Regions from separate parts of the Homo sapiens genome. Here region 1 is linked to region 2. A link is a contact called in ENCODE Hi-C or POLR2A ChIA-PET data. All regions are on one chromosome and are shown on one strand. Each heading gives the region's core, a stretch centred on a gene start or an enhancer-like site at or near the end of the contact. The rest is flanking DNA. Distances are from core to core; before and after follow the strand shown.

Region 1 (5,578 bases), core at 1,077-3,576, 190 kb before region 2:
CTGAACTCCTGGGCCATTGCTATTCACTGACCCCTTCTCCTCCTCGTGTTCTAGTAAAATTCAGCCCATGAATATAGTCATTAGAAGTTGAATTTTAATGAAATTGGGCGCTTTGATCAATGGGAAGGTTGAAAGTTATGTGGGAATCATCTATATAGTTTATAGCTGTGACTATGTAGGCCAGCTCCTAAGTGCCCCCTGCAATGTGTCACTCTCTCTGGTTTTCTTTCCAGGGAGGTACCCTGTAGAATAACAGTCTAATTTACCTCTCAGACATCTGCTGTCTTTCAGACCTTATGCTAGTTTTGTGCATATCTTCATGATTCCTCTAATAATGCATTGGATTATAAACTATTATCTCCACTTGAGAGACGCTCAGAGAGGCTAGGGAGCTTACTCAGGGTCAGAGGGAGTGCAGCTGAACAGTTCTGCCAGGGTCCCTGTGATTGTTGGAGCAGCCTGTGTTTTTTCAAGCTGTTGTCTGTGAATCGTACGGTAGAAACATGGTGCGTATTTCTGCAGCCTTAGTTCTAGCCATTGAAATATCATGGAGTTGAATGCAGAATACCCATTAATGTTTAGGATGACCAAGAAACTGTGCCCAGGCCCCAAGCCCAGCTCTGTCATCAGAGGTGAGTTACCACTGGTGCCATGCCCTTTGATTCCCTACAGGCGCCCTATGGAGGTGCCCACCAGTGTGCACTTGGAAGTGTGATGGAACGCATCACATCCCCTTGTTGCCCCTGCCCCGGTGATAGGGGGATTCACTAAGAACTTCAGCATAGTGAGAGAATGTAACTGAAGCTCCTGGGTTAGTGCTGCTTGGTATCCCAGTTACTTTGTAGATTTCGGAATCTTTTGTCGTCTAGCCTGAGGATTACTGTTGATGACACAATTTTCTTTGGGATTATAGGCTTCATGTTTCATACAACCAGCATATACGTAAATGGCCTCTTCAGTGTATCATGTATACACATTGGTGAATAGCTTCCCACTAGATAATGTTTTAAAGGGGAAAAAAAGAAGTCATTTCTAAAATCCCAAGAGAGTGTCCCCGTTTTGAGGTTAGAGCACGTTTTTTAGCCTTATTTAGTCTTGCATCTTGCTCCTTATGCTACCTTTCATTGCTTTATGAAATTATTTTTTAAGGGATACTTTCTAACATTCCATCCCACTTTTTTTAAAGCTCGTTCATATACTTTGTCCTCACAGAATAGAACAGGGTTTCTCAAATTGCACACACTGAACTCTGCAACACAACAGTTCCTTCATTGGAGACCAGATGAATTGAACCACTGGCTTTCTGAAAATAACTGTATGCTTTCCAGTTGGCCAGCCTTGGCAGGGACCCACTACTACTCCTATTTCTCAACAGTCAATTTAAAATATTGACAGTAGCTTAATAACATTCAATAGTAACTTGCAGCAGCCTTTCATATACCCTGACATCTGAGATATGTACCAGTTTATGAAATAGAACACGCAGATGGTCTTAGCCCCATTTTCCAGATGAGGACCCTTGTCCAGGGAAGGATTGGTGCCCATTTAGCTAGCTCTTTCCCAGCAAGCAACAGTACCCAAGGCTCCATGCCCCAGGCCTGGGAGGACCCCTCCCACGGCGTACTTCAGATCTCCACCTGTGACTTTGAACACATGCTTCGAGGTGATGTACTTCTTGGAGATAGTGCTTTCCTCATCTCTTCTACCTTGTAGTCGTCAGTAGAGGGCATGCAGTGCAACAGAAGTGGATTTCAGGACTGAGACTAGGGTGAGGCAAGAGAGGCATCAGAATGCAAAAGTGAAGTAGACACCTGCCGTCAGCACTGGGCAGCCCTGCTCCTGGGGCCTTACTTGACTCATCCTGGTGGGTTTTCCAAATGGCAGAGGTGCACAACCACTTCTTGCAAGCATGGGCACTTGAATTGTAGCCCATGTACACAGTGATTCTTGGAAAAAGTCATGAGTAATGAATGGAACTTTTCTCTCCCAGGTTGATCTTGTGTTTTGAGACATAAAGAGTCAAAGGTTGGTGCCTAGGATGCTCATTCTTATTGTTTTTGGTAGTTTGATTGTTGAAGGCTTTTGACACGACATTGAAGTGAATATTTGGGGCATTTTGCTCCTCTGGGCTTTTCTCTAAAGCACCCTCACATTTCCTCTCTCATGTTCCTGGGCTTTCCTGGCTTTGATGCTAGCCCCACTGTGTGTTCCCATTAATAGCCCTATGTAGCCTGGCTCCTTATTCTGGAAACTGTGTAACTTTTGCTCTTGATCTTAAACACAACTCAGTCTTGCAAGGAGCTCCGCCTTTGGTCTCAGCTTCTTGGGGATTTCCCTGGCAGCCACATAGTGAACTATGTCACACTCTCTGTTTTACCCGTTAATAAGGAAATACTCTGGTACATGGAGCTTTGCTTGCTGATCTTTTTCTAAGTACTCTGGGGGCAAAAGGAAAAGCAGCTAGAGGATAAGGATGTAACTTTCTTCAAATTAAGCCATCCTGACCCGTGGTAGAGATTAGCCACTAAGAAATAGTGGAAACAAATAACTGTTTCACTCTTGAGTGTTAGCATGGAAGAGATTCTGGTTGAAATCCTAGTCCTGCCACTTTCTGGTTACAGAAACTTACATTACTTTTCTTTTGATGTTTCAAGGAGATAGGAGTTAAAGAAAAATGAACACCAGATTACTAGAACATTCTTATAGAGTTGCCCAAAGATGGAATGGACACCTTCCAGAGTGGAGGGGAGGGAGTAGGATTGGACAGTAGTCCTCAACTGGGAGCACTTCTTCCCCCTGACCCCACACCTGCCTCCCAGGGACGTTTGACAGTTTTGGATTGCACAAAACTGAGGGGTGAGAGTTGCTGCTATATCTAGTGAGCAGAAGCCAGAGATGCTTCCAAATACCTTACGAAGCATAGGACAGCCCTCACGGAAAGAATTATCTAGCTCCAAATGTTAATGATGCTGACTTTGAGATACCCTAGTCAGAAGTAACATTTATTGGCCAGGGGCAGTGGCTCATACCTGTAATCTCAGCACTTTGGGAAGCCGAGGTGGGAGGATCACTTAAGCCCAGGACTTTGAGACCACCTGGACAAGACCCTGTCTCTACAAAAAAAAAAAAAAAAAATTAGCCTGATGTGGTAGTACATGCCTGTAGTCTTAGCTACTCAGGAGGCTGAAGTGGGAGGATTGCTTGGACCCAGGAGTTTGAGGCTACAGTGAGCTATGTTTGTGACACTGCACTTCAGCCTGGGCAACATAACAAGACTCTGTCTCAATTAAAAAAGAAAGAAAGAACATTTGTTGAATCTAATTTTCCCATGTAATATCAATGACTGTGCAAGATAAAGTGGTTTTTATCCTCACTTTGGATGAGATTGGCCTTTGGTGATTGAGAAACCTTCCTTTGGTTGTTCAGCTACTTCTAGATAGACATGGGATTTTAAACTAGCCATCTATATGTCCAAAACCCATCCGCTTTCCACAAACCCATTATGTAGTTAGCTCCCCATCACTGATGATGTTCAAAGCTAAGCAGGGTGAGCAACCACTTGAAAGAGGGGATGGATGAGGATACAAGCCTAAGATGTATGTTGCACTAAATGACTTTTGAGGTCCCTCCTAAAGATCACATTCTCTGGTTCTATTTTGAAATGGGATTTGTCTTTTTAGCCCCAGTGTTAGAGTGGCAGCCAGATATCCCTTGGCTATGACCAGTGAAATCCCTGTGCTTTGTGCACCTGTGAATCTTACTCCTATTAATATCCCAGCCCTATCAGGCCAGAGGGCTAGGGTTCCAAACAGGGGCAGCCAGAAATGCACCATCTTCTGCATCCCATCTGCATTCCGGGCCCAGGCAGTTATTTTTACCTCCATATGTAAATGGGCCCAGCGATTTCTCATTTAGGAGAACAGCAGAGGCACAAGTGAGGAGAGCTGGAGAAGGAGGGGAACCTATCATATACTCTGAGATTGCAATTTAGTATCAGTTTGCTGATCAGTGTCACTCCACTAGTTTAATAAGTAATTATAGTTTCTCTTTTGTGAACAAGGAAAACGGGTAGCTTCACCCAGTGGTTGTCAGCCCTGGCCAAAAATTAGAATAAGATAGAGGGCTTTTAAATCACACCTACAACTGAGCCCCTCCACCAGAAATTTAATTTTCTGAGGTGAGGCCTGGGTACAGTGATTTGAGAACTTTGCAGGGATTCCAGTGTCTAAGCAGCCTGGGCACCTCTGGTTAATGGCACACCTCAGTGCTGCGCATTCTGCTCCAGTACCTGCTGGTGTTACTCTGTCATAAAGAGACTAGAAAAAGAGTGAGTTGGGCCCTGTTTCTCAGTGTGTCTTCAGTGGATTGTAGGGAGAAGGAGGCCCATACTCTCTGCCTAAACGAGCACCTGCTAGACTCCGAAATCTAGTTAATGGAAGTTTCTCCTCATCCTTGGACATCCTTGTTTTATATGGTATACGTTCAAAATACATATAATCTTTGGTTTAATTTGTTTTACAAAGTTTTGAAGTTTTCCTCTCCACACTTTTCTCATCAAGCTGGTGTGTGGAAAGAAGGAATTTTTCTTTTCCATTGCTGTCATCTAAAATTGTTGTGTCGGGTGGGGAGGGGAGGGAGCCGGGAGACTTAGCTTTAACTACTTAGAAGTTTTCAGGGAAATGTTTTTATAACAACCTAGTTAATAGTTTGACTTTATGATAGATTCTGTTCCTTCATTATTTTGTCCTCCAGTGGCTTTTATACCCAGCAAAGTGGACCATGGTGTATGATTCAAGAAGGGTGAGGAGTATGTCTTTCTTTGGAAAGGCAGGGATGGAGGGTTGTGATTTAGAAAGGGTAAGCAGGAAAGGAGAGCCACAGAAGGCAAGCACTGTTCTCATGCCAGATCGGTTTCAAGGAAGAGGACATATGGAAGGATCTAGAAAATGATTTCTCTAGAATTGTCCATGTCCAAGTCCCCTGGAATGTCTTTGTATATCCCCAGAGCTGTGCATGCTCCAGTTTGAAGAGCTCTGCTTTAAAAGATATCAGGGGTGGGGGAGATGAGGGGGGTGAAGTAAAAGAATAAAAACTATTCAATTCCATTTGTTTTCTCTTTCAAGCTCATACGTTACTCATTTCATTTTTATATTAAAATATAGATGAGGAAGGAAGGGCACATGGCAAGATTTGGCAAGCATAATCCATGAGGGGATATGGAGTTGGGGATGGCAGCATAGCATACTAGGATTTTTGAGGAGGGATTCGGGGAGCCTGTTCATGTTTTCCTTACAACTCTGGTACATGAAGTACAGGTTCTGCATCATGATGGAAGACTGCCTGGGTTCATGTTTGGGCCACTACCTACTAGCTCTATGACTTTGGGCAAGTTTCTTTCTTCTTTTTTTTTTTTGAAATGGAATTTTGCTCTTGTCACCCAGGCTGGAGTGCAATGGTGCAATCTCAGCTCACTGTAACCTCTGCCTTTTGGGTTCAAGCAATTCTCCTGCCTCAGCCTCCCAAGTAGCTGAGATTACAGGCAACCGCCACCACGCCCGGCTAATTTTTGTATTTTTAG
Region 2 (5,740 bases), core at 3,227-5,726:
GTCGGAGGATGTGTGAAAATGTTTCAAAGCCGTGCCGTGCCATTTCTCCTGTGGCATGCTGGTTTCCAAAATACGTTCTCATGAGCAACAGTCCCACAAGAGTCTTTGAAATTCTGTGATGTAAATGCTGTGAGAAATGCTATCTGATATCTCTCCTAGGCTTGGTATGGTAGGTAGCTCACGCCTGTAATCCCAGCACTTTGAGAGTCCAGGGTGAGAGGACTGCTTGAACCCAGCAGTTTGAGACTAGCCTGGGCAACATAGTGAGACCCCACCCCTACAAAAAAAAATTAAAAATAGCTGGGTGTGGTGGTGCATGCCTGTAGTTCCAGTTTCTTGGGAGGCTGAGGCAGGAGGATTACATGAGCCCAGGAGTTCGAGGCAGCAGTGAGCCATGATCAGGACTCTACATTCCAGCCTGGACAACAGAGAAAGGCCCTATCTCAAAACAGTCATAATAATAATAATATCTTTCCTTGTCCCTAGGACATTCAAAATACACATCAGCTCTTTAAAGACCATATGAAGTCTCACACTAAAGAAGTCTCCTGGCCGGGCATGGTGGCTTATGTCTGTAATCCCAGCACTTTGGGAGCTGTAATCCCAGCACTTTGGGAGGCCGAGGCTGGTGGATCATGAGGTCAGGATATTGAGACCATCCTGGCCCCGTCTCTACTAAAAATACAAAAATTAGCTGGGTGTGGTACCGTGTGCCTGTAGTCTTAGCTACTCAGGAGGCTGAGGCAGGAGAATCGCTTGAATGAGGTTGCAGTGAGCCAGGATTGTGCCACTGCACTCCACCCTTGGTGACAGAGTGAGAGTCCGTCTCAAAAAAAAAAGAAAGAAAAAAAGAAACTTCCTAAACTTATTCAACCTAGGGTTTCCCAAAATTACTTGACAACAGAAATCTTGTTTCACATAATTACTTTGAAAAGCACTTTTAAAAATTCATGGAGCTTTTGAGGGCGGGGACGTGGTAGTGTAACCAGATCTGTGTTTTCTAGAGAAGTTGTCCCCCTTGAGGATGTCTACAAGGTGACCTTCTCTTGGGGCAGGTAACCTTCAGCAACTTATCTGAACAAATGCCATCTGAGCCACCACTGCCCCTCCCTGGGCCAGTCAGGGGAGCCTCCAGGCAATTCGCCCCTGCTTTCCGCCTGGTCCAGGTGGTGCAGGTCAGATCTTGTCATGGCCAAGCAACTGCTTGGATGGCCCCATCTCCCTCTGAACAAAGTCCAGCCCCTCCCCTTGGTTCCTGGCACTCTCTGCCTTTCTTGCCCAGTGCTATGGCCCCTCCCTCAGGCCTCAGTTGAAGCCACAGTCCCAGCTACCCCCAACAGAAACCAAGCCCTGGCTCTATGTTCCCTCATAGCCTCCCTGGCTGGAGAAAAAAAAAAAAGAATACAAAAAGTTCCCTCTTTCTGCAGAAAAATGTGAGAGGAGGGCAGAGGTGCCCCACCTTCAATGAGTCTGGTCTCTGCGTCTGCTGGCAACATATTCTAGAATCCCTGTACATTTGCACAGTTTCTACTCTCATTGCTTTTGATGGCACCCTCAACCAGGAGGTTCTGTGAGACAGGAGTCCCGAAGAAGAGAGCTCAGAGAAGAGCCCAGGGGAGGGGGAGAAGCACTCATCTACTATGGGTCCGTTTTTGAGGTCGCATGAGTCCCATCCCCATGAATATGCAGGAAGCACACAGTCCATTCGTTAGTATCTGAAATGGAAACGAATTGAAGACAAAGAACCGAGGAGGGGGCGTTGTAGGTAGACACCCACCAGATAAGCAGCCTGAGATTCGCCCACTGTCCTAAGCCCCAGAGCTCTGATCCCCAAAGGGCTGTGCTGGTTTTATCTGCAAATGGGAGTGAAACCACCTTTGCAGAAATTATAACTGAGAAAATTGTGACAGTGAAAGAGATCTGACTGAACTGACTCCGTCTTGCTTCTCACCTCCAAGCTCTCCTTGTTCTTTCCTGGGCAGAGGCCAAACTAACTTGGGGAGGAACTTAGTTTATAGTTTGACTTTGAAACAAAGACGGTAACAGCCCTTTCCCAAAACAAACTCCCTTCTTGCCTGGGAACTAGACTGCCTTTGCAGGACTAACAAATTAGCCAAAAGATTAGAAATTATGGTTTAGGAGTCATGCAGCTGGAGGCTACAAGGTTCTAAACTTCCCCAGTTTCTCCTAGGGATGACATCACAATTGTAAAACCTAAGCCTGGTGCTTGAGATGTTTTTCAGACCCTGCCCTCGATGGATCAACTGGCGCCTCCCAGATCAATAAACTGGCTCATTTAGTCTTGTGGCCCCCACCCAGGAACTGACTCAGCACAAGAGGACAGCTTTGACTCCCTACGATTTCGTCTCCCACCTGACCAATCAGCACTACCCCCACTTCCCGACCCCCAATCCCCAAATTTTCAGGGAGACTGATTTGAGTAGTAATAAAACTTCAGTCTTCCATACAGCTGGCCCTATGTGAATTAAACTCTTTCTCTGTTGCAGTTCCCATCTTGATAAATCGGCCATGTCCTGTCTAGGCATACAGGCAAGGAGAACTTGTGGGGCGGTTACAGGAGCCTCTGCAGGGCCACAGGGCAGGTAATTGAGGTGAGGGAGAAGCGCGTCAGCATTCCCACTAGGTACAGGCTTTTTGAGAATTCACCATTCAGAGGAGCAGCTGGGCTGACGCCCTGGGTGGCAGTGAGGGTGGATAGAGGCAAAGCCACATTTCCAGTGTGCTCCAAGTTGCACAGCGAGGGCTGCAGGGCCTTCCGTATTGACAAACTCTGAATCCTCACGAGGGGTGCTCACCACTCTGGAACATCACTCCGCCGTTAGTCCCTCATTGTTTTCCCACAGGCTCCTTCCCCTCTGCCTTCAAACAGGCAAGGTCTCTTTAGACACACACACACACACAACACACAGAGGCAGACACAAAAAGACACAGACACAGATATACACACAGACACACATGCACACACATACACAGGGACACAGACACAGAAACAAAGACAAAGACACGCACACAGACATATATACGCGCACACACACACGCACACATTCCCCACACCTCCTTTTCTGGCTACCTTCTAGACTTTTCCTTGTCTTTAGTCGACAAACTTGTTTAGTTGCTGGCATCTTGGCAGCACATTCCCTCTCTGATCTGTCATGAGGCTCCCACCTGGTGACACTACATTGGCTTAGACCTTCCTGAAGGCAGTGATAACCTTTTTCTTGTCTATTCTGGTCTTCACCCCATGCTGTCCACTCAGGCTCTGTCACCCCAACCCTCTCAGCCATCCCTGTACCTGCCTCGTGCTTCTGTCTCCTACTGGCCACCAGTCTGTCCTGCAGGGGTGATCTCGAATCTACCAGACTTCTCTAGACGTTCTCTCTGTTCAGATTCATCTCTGAAGCTGGATGACAAGCGATGCAGCACCTGTCCCTGAGTCCTCAGGTCCTGGGGAATGGACTGGGCAGAGGGACAACTAGGGAATAGGGTCAGGAGTGGGAGGAACCCATGGATCCCAATTCCAGACATTTCAACAGAACTGTCCTTTGTAAGACTTCTGGGTAGAGGCCAGGATACTGCTGTGCTAGTCCCTCCATGGAGGGGGCATGTCCTGGCTGGCTCTGTTGGGCCTGGGAGACTCCCCCATACACTGAGAGCACTGCTATAGTAGGGTCTGCCTTGCCAAAAACTGCGAAAATCACCACTGTTCCCTTCAGACTTCCCTCCAGCCTCCAAACTTCCTTAATGGCAAAGACTGGCCACATAAATCAGCCAGCGGGCCAGCCAGCCCTACTACAGAATGGGCTGACCGGATGAAGATGGGATGCAGGTGGCCTTCCAGGACAGATGACCCTGTGGCAGGCGGGGACAGGAGCTATCTGGGGCATAAAATTGCCTTTCTCAAGCTGACAGGCCTGTGAGATTGGTCCGCTGATGCCTGGCATTGGGGACTCAGCTGAAATGTTTGGTGTTCTATAGTGACATGGCCCTGCTATGAGACACTTTAAAGGCATCAGGAATTCTGTTCCAATGTCCCTTTGTTTCCTCTCCTGGCAGACTCATGCATTGCTTTAAATAGTCTGCCTGGAGTCACCACTCATGCACATAAGCCTATTCTCGGGGCGTGTTTCTTCGGATTAGATTGTTTCTTCCCACCTCCAAGTTTGTTTTGGCGCTTCCTCTCCAGGTACGGTGGTGGCTCGGCCTTGTGACTGGGCAAAGCATCCCAGGTGGCTGCCGTCCCCTCCATCTGCTTGTGGGCATTGAAGGCAGAGCCTTTCTTTTGGAACTCAGCTTGGCCGAGTGTGGGAGTCTATTTTGATCTTTTCTCCTGTTCATGGCCAGGACCAGAGCTAGGCACGCAGACCCCAATGGAGCCTGCTTTCTCAAGGCAACTGTCCTCCTGCTACATGAATGAATCATCCAGGCTTCTGTCCAGGGTCTCGGGAATTTGGCTTCCATGTCAGGGACGCTTGACACAAGCCACACATCCTTAAGCCTCGTCGTTCCTTCCTCCGAGGGTAGAAAGATGCAAGGCTGGCTGGCAGCCACTGCGAGGGGTGTCCTTTACGGCTGTCCATATTAATCTTATTTTGGTCTAATGCTTACTGCCAGGGAAGAAATCTGCTAATGGTACTTTTCTTTGTTTTATTTCAATCTGGCAACAGGAAATTGGCTTTTTAGGGGAGACTACAAAGGGCAAAGTATTGGTTCTGGTGCCCTCTGGTGGTTGAACTGCAATCTCGTCGCCTCCCCGGGAACTCCCCGACTGGCTGGAGAGAAGCATGAGTTTGCAGTTCGGCTCCACTGCACGCATGGCTTTAGATCGGTCTGGAGTTGGTTAGGTTACGTTTCCAAATCTCCAGTTATAAAATTAGGCCTTTTTTCCTTGTGTAATTTCCAATTAGAAATTTGTTCAACGGGTTAGTATCTTGGGTCTATCTAGAAAATGGATTACTGGATGTCAAAACAATCTTACTTGCCATACTTTGTAACCTGAAATTTTTGTACTCAACATTTGCCAAAAGATTGAGGTGGCTGAGGCACAGGGGATGTGTTTCCAGACATAATTATATCTCTGGCTCCCAAGAGAAATATGACATACTCCTGTTAAAAGGAACATACAATGAAGTAAAGTTGAATTAAAATGAGTAAGTCATGACAATTCTCTATTTTATTTTATGAGATTAGAGTAATTACTCCTGAAATAGGATCATAGCCTTTGACTTCATTGAACAAGACAGCAAAACAGGTTGCATGACTGGGGTGTCAGCAGCCAAATATATGGTCCTGATTGAGACATATGGGAATTTTTTTTTTTAAATGACACACGGAGCACTGCTTCTTATGGTGGTGCTGTTCCCCCAGCTGAACCCTGCCAGGTACCAGCCCCCCCATAGAACTTGCGACTCTCCCTTTGCATCATGAATGAACTAAGCTCACTCACAGTTGCTTGCTAAGAATCAAGAGAACTTGCTCGATCAACCCTTATTCCTCCATCTTCTCTCCTGCTGTCTGCAGTCTGCGATGCTCGCCTTCCTTTCTTCCCCAGCTCATTTGCCTCCCACCTGGACTTTCCTGTCTGCAGAGTGCCCTTGAACTTGAGCCCTTTCCAAGTCTGTCCTCATGAGTTATCTCCCTTTTGCAGCTTTGACATTCACTGGAGAACTTTTTCAATTGTGCCTCGCCTCCCAGCATTGAGGATCTGCCGTTCACTTTGGGG

Evidence for each region. A loop is a pair of places that touch in the nucleus more often than their neighbours do. ChIA-PET counts read pairs that join two places held with the same protein, here RNA polymerase II (POLR2A). Pooled maps may share reads with other maps.
Region 1: a loop to region 2 is called in a map of naive thymus-derived CD4-positive, alpha-beta T cell, with 6 times the contacts of the local background. The contact joins two enhancer-like sites. A Hi-C loop is called at or near these places in 3 of 168 maps with a recorded cell type or tissue (naive thymus-derived CD4-positive, alpha-beta T cell, posterior cingulate gyrus and prostate gland), 1 of 37 single-sample maps with no recorded cell type and 9 of 50 pooled maps. POLR2A ChIA-PET finds 5 or more read pairs at or near these places in 1 of 52 experiments (activated naive CD4-positive, alpha-beta T cell).

The regions. Positions count from the first base shown.
Region 1 is chr18:58,301,230-58,306,807 of GRCh38, forward strand. All of the region lies in intron 5 of NEDD4L (NEDD4 like E3 ubiquitin protein ligase), which reads left to right. Among named protein-coding and RNA genes, the nearest start is that of MIR122HG, 140 kb to the right of the region's middle. Within about 2 kb of position 2,327, at least 3 of the 41 ENCODE cell types and tissues checked have a DNase peak (open chromatin) inside an H3K27ac peak, as active enhancers do.
Region 2 is chr18:58,489,242-58,494,981 of GRCh38, forward strand. The region is part of intron 12 of ALPK2 (alpha kinase 2); the gene reads right to left. Among named protein-coding and RNA genes, the nearest start is that of MIR3591, 41 kb to the left of the region's middle. RefSeq lists enhancers at 3,950-4,451, 4,452-4,951 and a silencer at 4,728-4,777. Within about 2 kb of position 4,477, at least 11 of the 41 ENCODE cell types and tissues checked have a DNase peak (open chromatin) inside an H3K27ac peak, as active enhancers do.